3 separate regions of the Mus musculus genome follow, and all the other regions are linked to region 1. Evidence: chromatin contacts called from ENCODE Hi-C or POLR2A ChIA-PET data. All regions are on one chromosome and are shown on one strand. Each heading gives the region's core, a stretch centred on a gene start or an enhancer-like site at or near the end of the contact. The rest is flanking DNA. Distances are from core to core; before and after follow the strand shown. Region 1 holds the start of Anp32a (acidic (leucine-rich) nuclear phosphoprotein 32 family, member A). Region 2 holds the start of Kif23 (kinesin family member 23). Region 3 holds the start of Fem1b (fem 1 homolog b).

Region 1 (3,686 bases), core at 1,165-3,664:
TGGTTCTTGGTAGCCCTTGAAGGTGCCCTTCTTACTTGAAGCCCACTCCTTTCTGGGGAGGCTCAAAACTTGATTTGCATCTCATTAATTCCCAGCAGGAATCAAACACTGCTACAGACTGCCTAGTCCTTCCCCCCTCCCTTGTTTTTTTTCAGGCAGGGTTTCTCGGTGTAGCCATGGGGGTCCTGGTCCTGGAACTCACTCTGTAGAGCAAGCTGGTCTCGAACTCAGAAATCCACCTGCCCACCACTGCCCAGCATCAGACTGCCTATTCCTCGAAGCCTGTTGTAGTTTCAGTCTGTAATGAGGAACCGCACCTGTTCCAGGTCCATATAAAAATTCTCCCAAGAGAGGTTGGGTTTTTCTTACTACTTTCCTGAAATACAGATCAACTGGGAGCAGTACCTACCACTAAAACACACAATAAAAATGTAATTTAATAACCCTGTAAATAATAATTACACACATTCATATATATATATGTATATATATACATATATATATACATATATATATATATATGGTTCAGCTTCTATACTGACTGACACCGAGTAAAAGCCATCTTTCAGTTTTGTGACACTAAATGCAAAAGCTGTTCTTCAAAATTTGTAAAAGGAAGATGCTCCAAAATGAAGTGATGTCTAACACTTTCAGTTTTCTATTCTAATTAGTCTCTAACACTTTGGTTTCTCTTCATATGAAACTTCCACCTCTTCACAATTCTGTTTTCTTCTGTCCCTGTCACTTGAGCTCTTGGCTTCTTAGCAGAGGAGGTAGAATGGACACCTCCTTGCTCCGATGTGTTTTGAGAGTTATTCCTTGGAAAGGACTCTCTCACAACACTGCTGATAGCAGGTCCTCAACTTCAGTGTTTAAGAAGCAAGCGAGCATTTACCATCCAAAAGAACAAGAACTTCAAGACTTCTGCTATAACAGATTTTGTACACTACACCTTCTTAAAATATTTGTAATGAAAAACTATTATTGCTTTAAAAACCTTATCCAGAAACATGAGCTGATACATTGGCAAAGAGATAATTTGGAGTTCTTTGTGTTTTTAAAAGGAAACAATACAATTGAAACATTCCAGATATACAGCCTTTGTAAAAATTAACAAAAATCTAAGGATAAGAAATGTCAAATGAACAACGTAAAGAAATTACATATTTACCCAGACGAAATGGTTTTATTTTGTACTTCCAGCTACTTAGAATAAACATTTATCAGCTTTCAAATCCATTTGTTTGATCTAAAAGAACTAACTAAATAAAATACTTAGTTCTAATGTCTCAAAAAAAGAATTACTTTGGGGGTGTTTGCAGAAGCGTGTAGATGAAGACACATAGGAAAAGACACTATGATAAAGTTGTGTGAATAAAATTAAACATGTATCCCGTAATTTGTTCACAGCCGGACATCCACATAGTACCATGAGGTCCGAGGGCTGCCCATAGGAAGCTGGTAACCCAATGGGAACCAGGGCTGTAAAGGTTTCTTAAAAAACGTAACGTGGTCGAACAAAAACAAAACCCAAAGCAACTGTAAGACCTGGCGTAAGTGCCCCCAGTTAGCGACTCTTTGGCAATGCAGATCCAACCAAACGATTAGAATGAAACGTGCAACGCTCTCTCTCAAAAAATCCTATAAAGCCCGTCAATTATGTTCGGCTCTGAGAATCGGCAGTTCCCAGCACCTTCCTTTTCCACTTTTTAATATTTTATACAGTTCTCCATCTGCGGCCTTTCCATTCATTAATTGCCCTATACAAGATCCCCCCGATGACTCTCGGGGAATTGCTTCTTTTAAGACAGGGCATCAGATTGCCAAGCCTCTGGGGTCGAGATCGCGCCCTCGCTCCTTTGGATGTGGGAGCGTCATGCACTTAAGACTTGATTATTTAATTGCGGAGATGGGAGCAGACCGGTCGGAGGGGTTGTGCCAAGTGGGCATCCCGGGGTGTGTGTGTGTGTGGTGGGATTTGTCCTTCGTGCGCTCCAAAAATGCGCGCCCTCCTTGGGCCTGCCTTGTGCCCGCGCGCCCCAGGCCTCGTCCGCCCGCCCAGCACCCAGAGGATGCCCCCGCAAGGACCCCGCCCCTCCCGTGTCCACGCACCTGCGGCCCCGCCCCCGGCCACGAACCTTCAGGTCCACGCACCTGCCCTGCCTTCCCTCCCGCCCCCAGCGCGCAACCACCAAGGTGCAGCCGCGCTCCTCTTCGGCGGCCCCGGTATCTAAAGGGGTCCGTCTCCGGCACCACAGCCAAATGGCTGAGCCTCCCTGGCCCGCTGCGCAGGATGCCCATTGGACCCTGCCCCCCGCCGCCACCACCACTATTGGCTGGCGTCCGAAGCCTCGCCATTTGATTGGCTCTTGTTGCCGCCGCTCCACGCAAGGAGCCGCAGGTCCCGCCTCTACGGCGATCAGGTTAGTGTGCGCCGCGGGTGCTGGGGGCTCGAGAACCGAGCGGAGCTGGTTGAGCCTTCAAAGTCCTAAAACGCGCGGCCGTGGGTTCGGGGTTTATTGATTGAATTCCGCTGGCGCAGGATCCTCTGCAGAAAGAGAGAGCGCGAGAGATGGAGATGGACAAACGGATTTATTTAGAGCTGCGGAACAGGACGCCCTCTGATGTGAGCATTTGCCAAAAATATCTCTGTCGGTCCATTCTCCTACTTTGTGTTATGTGTGCGTGTGTGTTTTGGGGGGAAGGCACTTTTTTATGGAGGGGGGCTCCGGGGAAGGTGTGGGGTTTGGGGTCTGACTGCAAATGAATTGCAAGGTTGGATGGCGGGGGTGGGGGGGGTTGCAATGCCACCGGAGCATGTTTCGTCCGCCGTCGCTGCTGCCCTTGGTGTGTGACTGACTACCTGTGCGTGTGCTCCCGCGTGTGCGGGTATGGGTGCGAGGGTGTGCGTGCGAGTGTGCACCCAGCGGGGGGCCGGCGGGGCGCACGCGTTCGGGTCGGAGGGAAGGCGGCAATTTCACCCTCGTCCGAGCTCTCAGCTCCCACGACTTGCATCTGGATGGAAAAGATGATCGAGGGGAGGAGAAGATGGGCTGCCTCCTGGATTAAACAACAAAAAGGGGTTGTTATATTTTAGAAGCGTAACCCCCTTTCCGCCCCCTCCCGCGCCTGCCCCCTCCCTTTGCAGTCTCTTTCGCTCGCTCGCACACAATAAGTTTTGGGCTTCGCGAGTCCGGTATAGTTTCTGATCAATGTAGCCCGAGGACCCCGGGGAGAGCGCGTGGGGACCCGACTGCTGCGGAGTTGGGAGATGGCTCGAGTTTAAAGCGCGTCTTCGTTTCTCTGCGGGGATGAGGCGAGAGGTGGGGAGCCATATTTGTAACTTTGTCGTGTTCGTGAACGCGCCCTTTCTCTCCCTCCCTCCCTTTCTCTGTCTGCCTTCCTTCTCCTTTCTCTCTCACTCTTTCCACCCCACCTTTGGGCCAGATGCTGTCTTTTCTCCCTTCTTCCTCGCGGAAAGGGAGGGGGGGTACCTTAGGTTAAGGGGGAGGGATTGTGAAGTGTGCAAATGCTCAGATAATCCTCGCGCCTCCCCAACCACGAGCGTCGCTAATGTAAGTTGCCCGGAGGCTGCGTCCCGTTCTGGCCCCCGGCTCCCTCCCCAGATGCCAGCCTTGGCACCCTGACGCCTCATCGGCAGCAGACACCCCACCTTCCCGGTCCTT
Region 2 (3,589 bases), core at 780-3,279, 390 kb before region 1:
TTTCCAACAGCCAGCTCAGGTGGGCATGGTAGCTCACTTTGTAATCACAGCATCTGGAGGGTAGAGGACCTCATTTGGGGAAACCCTGTATAGCTGTGTTCACAGCAGGTGGTACAGTTGGGAGCCAGAGACCCTCTGCAGTGGCAGTGGGGGGATGGAGGGGATATTCAGAAACTTCTTTTCAGGAAGAGGTACTAACTAAATCCAGTTATTCTGCACTAGTCTCTATGAACTTTGAGTACGTGTCAGTTACCACACACAGGTGGGAGAGGGCTAAGACTTGAGGAAAAAGTCCCCACCCATCCCCACCCCAAAGAGTAGAACCTGCTGGGAGAGACCATTTAACCTTTCAAATCTAATTAGTGATAGTAGGTTTGCAGTCAACAACTAAAGAGTCCCTTTACAGAAAGCAAACTTCCCAGCTAAACCCAGCTTTATACAATTCAGTGCATCGGTTTAACTGCGTGCTCTTTAACCCGACTTTCATATTGCTTTCCTCCCCTTTCAAGCACACACATACAAGAAGTGGACTAAAGAAAGAAAATACACACACACACACACACACACACACACACCTTACCCCCACTGGATCTTTAAGGTTTGTCTGAGATCCTTTTTTTATTACAGGTTTTCTGACCGTCTTAGCCTTCCTGGTTAAAAAGAGAAAAAAAAGCCATAAATTCAACACTAACATAGAAGACATCACAAATTCTAACAATGAACTTCCTAAGGCTTAAAAAAATCATTTCCCAGCAATCTCAAATACCGCACAGCAAATAACATGTATATAAACAATAAACTGTACTCGAGAAATGTGGTATATGTAATTTAACTCATTAAAATTTCAATTGGGAAAATACACTTTTGATACCATTAGTACTCAGTGGAACTTTTGTTTGTATTTTTTTTAAGTGTTGGAGTGCAAATTCAGAGATTTGCTCATGCTATGTAGGAAGATTAGATTATTCACAATGCTGAAATGTCTTGCTATTTTAAGTAAACAATATAAAAAATTATTTTATTTCAACATTCTCTATCATTTAACTTTTTTTTCCTTTCTCGTTTATAGGCTACAAGAATATTTAACACAAATTAAACCAAAAGACTCGTTTAGACTGTAGATTATTAAAGTACTTTTCTCAATAGAGTCACACGTAAACTAGAAGCAAACCAGAGTCCAGCGATATACTAGGGTAGGTATCCTTAAGTAAATATAAAGACTGACGTTTCCTCATTTTAAAAAGTTCCGTTTTTTTTTTTTTTCGTGTGTGTGCGTGTGAAAGTAACGATTTCTAAAGCCAGCCCTCCTTCGCAGTAAAAGTGTAACCAGGATGTGGCTCTCCTGAAGAGTCTAGGAATACTGAGGAATGTGGGCGTGGGAGATAGAGTAGGCGTGTGGGATGGCCTGGGGACAAAGATAGCGCAAGGTGGCGGAGCTGCAGAAGGACCCTGACCTCAAGGCTAGAACTAGGGAAGGGATGCCGACGGAGCTGTGGAGGCTCAACTCCCCCAAAGTGCCAGCGCGCACCCCGGCTGCGCGCCGCCCGGGGTCCCCAGACCTGCCACCTGCGCAGCGGGCGGGGAGGAAGGAAGCTGGGGAGGGATGGGCAGCCCAAAGGATGGCAACCCGAGGAGGTGGTGGCAGACAGCCCCGGATTCGGAGGCAGCCTTCGCGGGCTCAGAGGACTGGGAGGGCGCCGGCACACCAGGGTCGCCAGCCACCAGAACTCTGCAGTGCGGAGCTTCGGCCTACACTGTACTACGGACTCAGCTCCCGGGCAGTCCCCAGTCTCAGCGTGAGGAGGGCGGCGACCCCCACGCAGTCCTCCCACCAGTACTCACGCTGACTTCATGACCGCAGGCTCCGTGCTATCCTGACGCGCGCGCGGGACGTCGGGCTCCGACAGGAGCAAGGCTGGCGGGAACTAAGCCGAGCAAACCACGGCCGCGGGGACCAGGACTCAATCTGAGGAGAGCCCGGCGGCGACGCTGCAAGCCCAAGTGTGCGCCCGCCCGGCGCATTTCAAACAGGCCAATCAGCGGCCGCCTGCGGCGAAGGGGCGGGGCCTCGGGGAGCGCTGGCACGGCCAGCAGGGGCGCTCGTCTCCTTGGCAACCCAAGGGCGCCAGCCGGAGGCTGAGGAGGGCAGCGCTGGAGAAAAACCTGAGAGGGGAAATCCCGGCCCTTCCGCCCTTCCGTTCTGACGCAGAAGCTGAGATCTCCCAGTCTTTGTCCTGAGAACCTCTAAGGAAGTAAAGCCTTGGTCGGGCATGTTCTAATTTCAGGCTGGCCGCTGGCTACCACATCATCTTATTCATTTTATTGTATTTATATTTTATTTTTACCTTTACTTTTAGTTCTACGTTTACATTTTATCTTACTTTTGATATTTATTTTGAGACGAGAGTATCTTGTATCCCAGGCTGGCCTCACACTTACAGTGAGGACCCCAGAATGATCTTGAAGACTATACCAACTTGGCAGACAACCTGTTGTAAGTTCCTTTCTCTGGATTCTCCAGTTCTCTCTCTCTCTCTCTCTCTCTCTCTCTCTCTCTCTCTGTGTGTGTGTGTGTGTGTGTGTGTGTGTGTGTGTGTGTGTGTGTTTCATGGTGCTAGTGATCAAACCTAGAGCCTCACAATGTTAGGCAAAGGTGATACCACTAAGCCACACATCCTTAACCTTCAAATTCTTGATTTTGATGTTTCCTGGATATACAGAGATGCATAAAATCTACCCACTGCCCTTGTGCAACCACCGTTTACCCTTTGCCTTCTACAAGTTGATTCTTTCTCATTTAATCCCAGCCCCCATGCTGACGATTCCCCAGGGATGTAGCCACACCTGCGTTCTGTGACTCAAGCTCCACTTAGAACTTCCTTTAGGGCCAGCACTGATAAGGATAGCCAGTTTAATATCCATAGTTAATGTCCATATTACTGGACATTAGTCTTTCCAATATTTACTGTTGCAAACTGCTTCGATGAATAAACCTGAAAATGCATCCATGGATAAATTTCCAGAAGCAGATAGAAAGCTACCAGGCTTTGCCACCATCACTTTCCAAAACCGATCCATTTGACTGCACTCTCACCTATAAGTCACAGGTCTGGGAGAGCCCTAGGGTGGGTCATCGCCCTTTGCTTGAGACCCTCAGTGGGGCCCTGAGGCTAGTCTTCCTGTTCAGTTGCGTCACCTCTCACCTGTCCCAAGCCCAACGCTCATGCGTGGAACGTTTCTGCCCCCACACTCGAGTCTCTCTGCTGTCTCTCAGCCTTCCTTTCCTCGGAGAATGCCTCACCTTCTCTGGATCCCAGAGCCCCTGCCGCCCCTCACTGCACCGTTGATTTCAGCATCACCCCACGCGGTGCCCGGCCCCTGTTTACGGAGTCCTCTCCCAGCGTATCCTCTTCAGCCTCGCTAGATGGCACTGTTGCACGCTCGGTGCTTACCACTATGGGCATGGCCCTAAGCGTTGAAAGCGGTGGAGGCTCTCACTGAAGGACACTGGAGGGGCTCTCCCATGCTCCATCTGTAGCTTTGACTCATGCTGGGTTTTCTCTCTCTTGCTCCTGTCCATCCATAGTAA
Region 3 (3,519 bases), core at 435-2,934, 470 kb after region 1:
GAGGTTGGGGGATTCCAGGTCAGCCTGGGCTATGCAGCAAGACCTGGTTTTGGAGACCAGAAGTAGCAAAGAAGAAGGGAGGGAGGGAGGGAGGGAGGGAGGGGCTAGAGAATATAAGAATGCTTCCAAACAGGCTTTTTTGGTCAGGCAGTTTTTACTAACCAAAACTAAATTGCATTTCTATACGTAGATTCCACCTACTGCAAAAGAAAATGCTAAACTAGTAATAGCTTATTCATTTACAGGTCAACAAAAACCAATGTAAACAAAGCAAACTGAATACAGCTATATTATGCCAATCATTCCGCAATCGTTCAGCACAGGAAAAAAAAAAAAGGTATCAAACGTGACGACTCTGTTATCTTCCTCCGCCCCCCAAAAATATGTACAATTAACCTCAAATGAAAAAAAATATTAGAATAATAGTAAATAGTAAATTTTTGAACAATGTTAAGTGTTTGTGAAACCTTCCCACTGTATCACCCTATACATGTAATTTAGCAATGGCGTAACTTCTACGCCAGGCCCAGAGCCACCTGTACAGCCAAAAATATTGGCCAGCATTGTGGGAGAGTCAGAACCGTGCCTAGAGATGCCCAGCTGCATGACAAGATTCTAGGGGCTTATTTTAACAGATAGTCCCACGACCTGCTTGAGGCTCGATCCGACCACGGGAGGGGGGGAGCGGGAGGAGAAGGGATATGGAGAGGTTAAATGAAGCATCAAAAGGTCCTCAATTTTAATTGTTGATCTCGTTAATTTCCGATCTAGGTTACTACGCCAGTGCTGATATAAAGATACAAAAACCTAGATGGGCAGCCACCACTCCGACAGTGCGTGTTCGCTGACTAATGAAGACTATAGATCTCAAGACCCAGGGTGTGGCTACCACCTACAGGGGGAAAAGGGTAGGAGTCGATAAGAAAAGGCAGCAAAGCATAGCTCTGGGAGACGAGGTGGGCATCAATGGGGGTGAAGGGATATGAAAAAGAACTGAGTCCACACATGAAAACAGGGTTAATGAAGGATGAGAGGATCCAGGGCTTGGGAGGCCCGCGCGCGTCGGAGGGAGGATGGAGTTGGGATGTACCTACCCGTCGAAGCGGACGGTGCCGGTCTGCTGGGTCTGCACACGGTAGTGTTCTAACAGCAAGCGCACCACCTTGGCGTGCCCATTGCGGGCTGCGATGATGAGGGGTGTGGAGCGCTGTCCTCCCTGCTGACTGACATAGCCCAGCAGGTAGCGGATATCGCTCTCTGACCGGTTAAGGAGCAAGGCAGCCAGAGTGAGCACCTTGCCCTCGCTGGCCGCCTTGTACACATAGCCAGCCAGGCCCTCCATGGCCGCCGCCAACTCCAACACCCGTTTGGTCGCCACCGCTGCTGCTGCCTTGCGCCCCCGGAGGCCGCGTCCACCAGCACTTCAGACCCGGGCCCTCACAGCCCATTCAACAGGGCGCCGCCGCCGTGTCCAGGCAGCAGCGCGACCCAGGGAGGGCGGAGACGCAGAGGTGGCCGAGCACCGCCGGAGGCACAAGTGGGACCCGGCCCGGGCGGGGAGAAGGACGGTCAGGGCCGCCCCCGAGGCCCCAGGCACCGGCCCTGGGCCGAGGGGATCTCCATGGCGGCCGCCGCCCCGGGTCTCAGGCCGCCTCCTTCCTGCGGGCTGCGACAGGCGCGCGCCCGAGCTACGGGTCGCCGCTGGGGTCTCGAGAGGCCCGCGCACGCCCTGGATAGCGAGCGATGTGCACGCCTGCCCGCGCCGGGCCGGAGGGTCTGGAACGGCCTCCACTTAGCTCCTCGCCGCAGGAAAACCGCGGGCACTCGCCCACCGGCGATCGAAAGGGTCCGCTGGCGAGCGGGGCTCCCGTGAGCCGCGCGTGGGTGTTCGCGGACCGCGCCGGCAGCACCAGCACCGGAACTTAGGGCGGGAGGAAAGCAGCCGCCGCAGACGGAGCCGAAGGGAGGGAGGGAAGGCAGGAGTGGGAGGGACGCTTAAGTAGGTATTGCTTCCTAAACCGACCGGCGGGCAAACGAGGCTATCCTAAAGAAAGGTTCCGCTGTGCGCAGTTAGCTGAGCTCTGATGCGGGTTTGAAAGTCCCTAGTGCCCTTGACGCAAGTAGCCATCTCGCCCCCACAGGACCCTAGGATGCTTAGTCAAGGCTGGGGGCGGAGAGAAGGCTACTGAATCTACGGGCTAGAAAGCACATCCAGTTTTATGATTATTACTGTGGGATACTGTCTGCCAGTGATTCACGCGCGGGGGCGCGAGGTGGGGGCCACAGGAAAAGGGGAAAGAGCACCCAAAAGATCCATTTTTGAATAAGGGCTATTATGAGCCTCCGAAATTTGGGAGGGCGAGAGCCGCTTCACTGAAAAGCAACTGAAAGCCTCACCAGACCTCCCAGGAAAGGGGATTAAGTGTGTAAGATAAAGAGCTAAGAGGCAGCAGTCATAGCCAGATGGAACCAGTCTCTAGTCCTGACCCTGCAGAACCTCCGCTGTCTCACTTACACGTCACAGAATTGTTAGGATTTGAAAAGAGCATTTATCCAAAGAATGCTATAAGCCATTCACGTACAAGGCTTTGGTTAGCATCAGAGATTTCTTCATCTAGGCTAGGCCTTTCTCTCCTGGGGCTTGTGTGGTTGTGTGGAGAAAGCAGACAAATAAATGATGTAGAGTTGTTGGATTCATGTCATTACTATGAAACAAGGGCTATGGGTGTGGACTAGGAGACTTCGCCTGGGTGGTCAGAGAAGTCCTCTGTAACAGGTGCCTGAAACAGAGGCTGGACAATGGAAATAGTTCAAAGATCCTGAGCAGAAGACAGATGGTGAGCTCAGAACAGAAGCAGTGTGGCTGCTGACTGTAGGAAGAGTTCTAAAGGATTAAGTCAGCAGGATGCAAGTCATGTGGCCCAGTGACCTATGCAAACGGTTTGGTTTACTCTGGGATTGCATTTAGGGAGTTTTAAATAGAAAAGTGACAAGATGGCGCTTTTTTTTTTTTTTTTAAGATCACATGCATGCTCCCTAATGTGTGCAGAACATAGCCCAGGAAGCAAGAGTTTAGAAGTTCAAAGGCCAGTTAGGAGAGGCTGGGATTAAGTGGAGGATAAACCACTTCTCAGATTATCTCCTAAAACAGTTACCTATTTTCAGATCCCTATGCAAATGTCGGGGGGAGGGGGCTTACACTATTAAAAAAAACAGTCTTGGAAATAAGAACTGAAGATAAGATTTCCTTTTTAATATTTATTTCTGTATTTTATGTATTCGGGTTCTGTGTCTGCATGAATGCCACTGTGCCTTCAAAAGAAATTATCAGGTCCTACTAAAGATTGGTTGTGGGCCAGCATGTAGTGGAAGAGAATTGAACCTGTATCCTCTGGAAAAGCAACCACTGAACCATCTCTTAAATCCCTAACTTCTGCTGACATAACTAGTAGAAGGGAAAGCTGGCCTGTTTTTGCGCTGGGACTTCAGGTTGTAAGAAAATCAAGTGTTTTTTAGGCT

Evidence for each region. Hi-C counts contacts between places; a loop is a spot of excess contacts on that map. ChIA-PET counts read pairs that join two places held with the same protein, here RNA polymerase II (POLR2A).
Region 2: a loop to region 1 is called in a map of v-Abl transformed pro-B cells, with 2.6 times the contacts of the local background. The contact joins the promoter of Kif23 here to the promoter of Anp32a in region 1. A Hi-C loop is called at or near these places in 2 of 37 maps with a recorded cell type or tissue (T-helper 2 cell and v-Abl transformed pro-B cells).
Region 3: a map of T-helper 1 cell shows a loop between it and region 1 (2.8-fold over the local background). The contact joins the promoter of Fem1b here to the promoter of Anp32a in region 1. A Hi-C loop is called at or near these places in 1 of 37 maps with a recorded cell type or tissue (T-helper 1 cell). POLR2A ChIA-PET finds 5 or more read pairs at or near these places in 1 of 5 experiments (Patski).

Annotation. Positions count from the first base shown.
Region 1 is chr9:62,338,929-62,342,614 of GRCm38, forward strand. It overlaps Anp32a (acidic (leucine-rich) nuclear phosphoprotein 32 family, member A), which reads left to right and starts at 2,415. Exons shown (of 7, transcript NM_009672.3): 1 at 2,415-2,626. The coding sequence starts at 2,573. It overlaps Gm20346 (predicted gene, 20346), which reads right to left. Exons shown (of 2, transcript NM_001378702.1): 2 at 2,574-3,060. The coding sequence ends at 2,996.
Region 2 is chr9:61,944,770-61,948,358 of GRCm38, forward strand. It overlaps Kif23 (kinesin family member 23), which reads right to left and starts at 2,030. Exons shown (of 23, transcript NM_024245.4): 1 at 1,843-2,030; 2 at 581-650. The coding sequence starts at 1,853.
Region 3 is chr9:62,809,964-62,813,482 of GRCm38, forward strand. Fem1b (fem 1 homolog b) reads right to left here and starts at 1,685. Exons shown (of 2, transcript NM_010193.4): 1 at 1,095-1,685. The coding sequence starts at 1,342.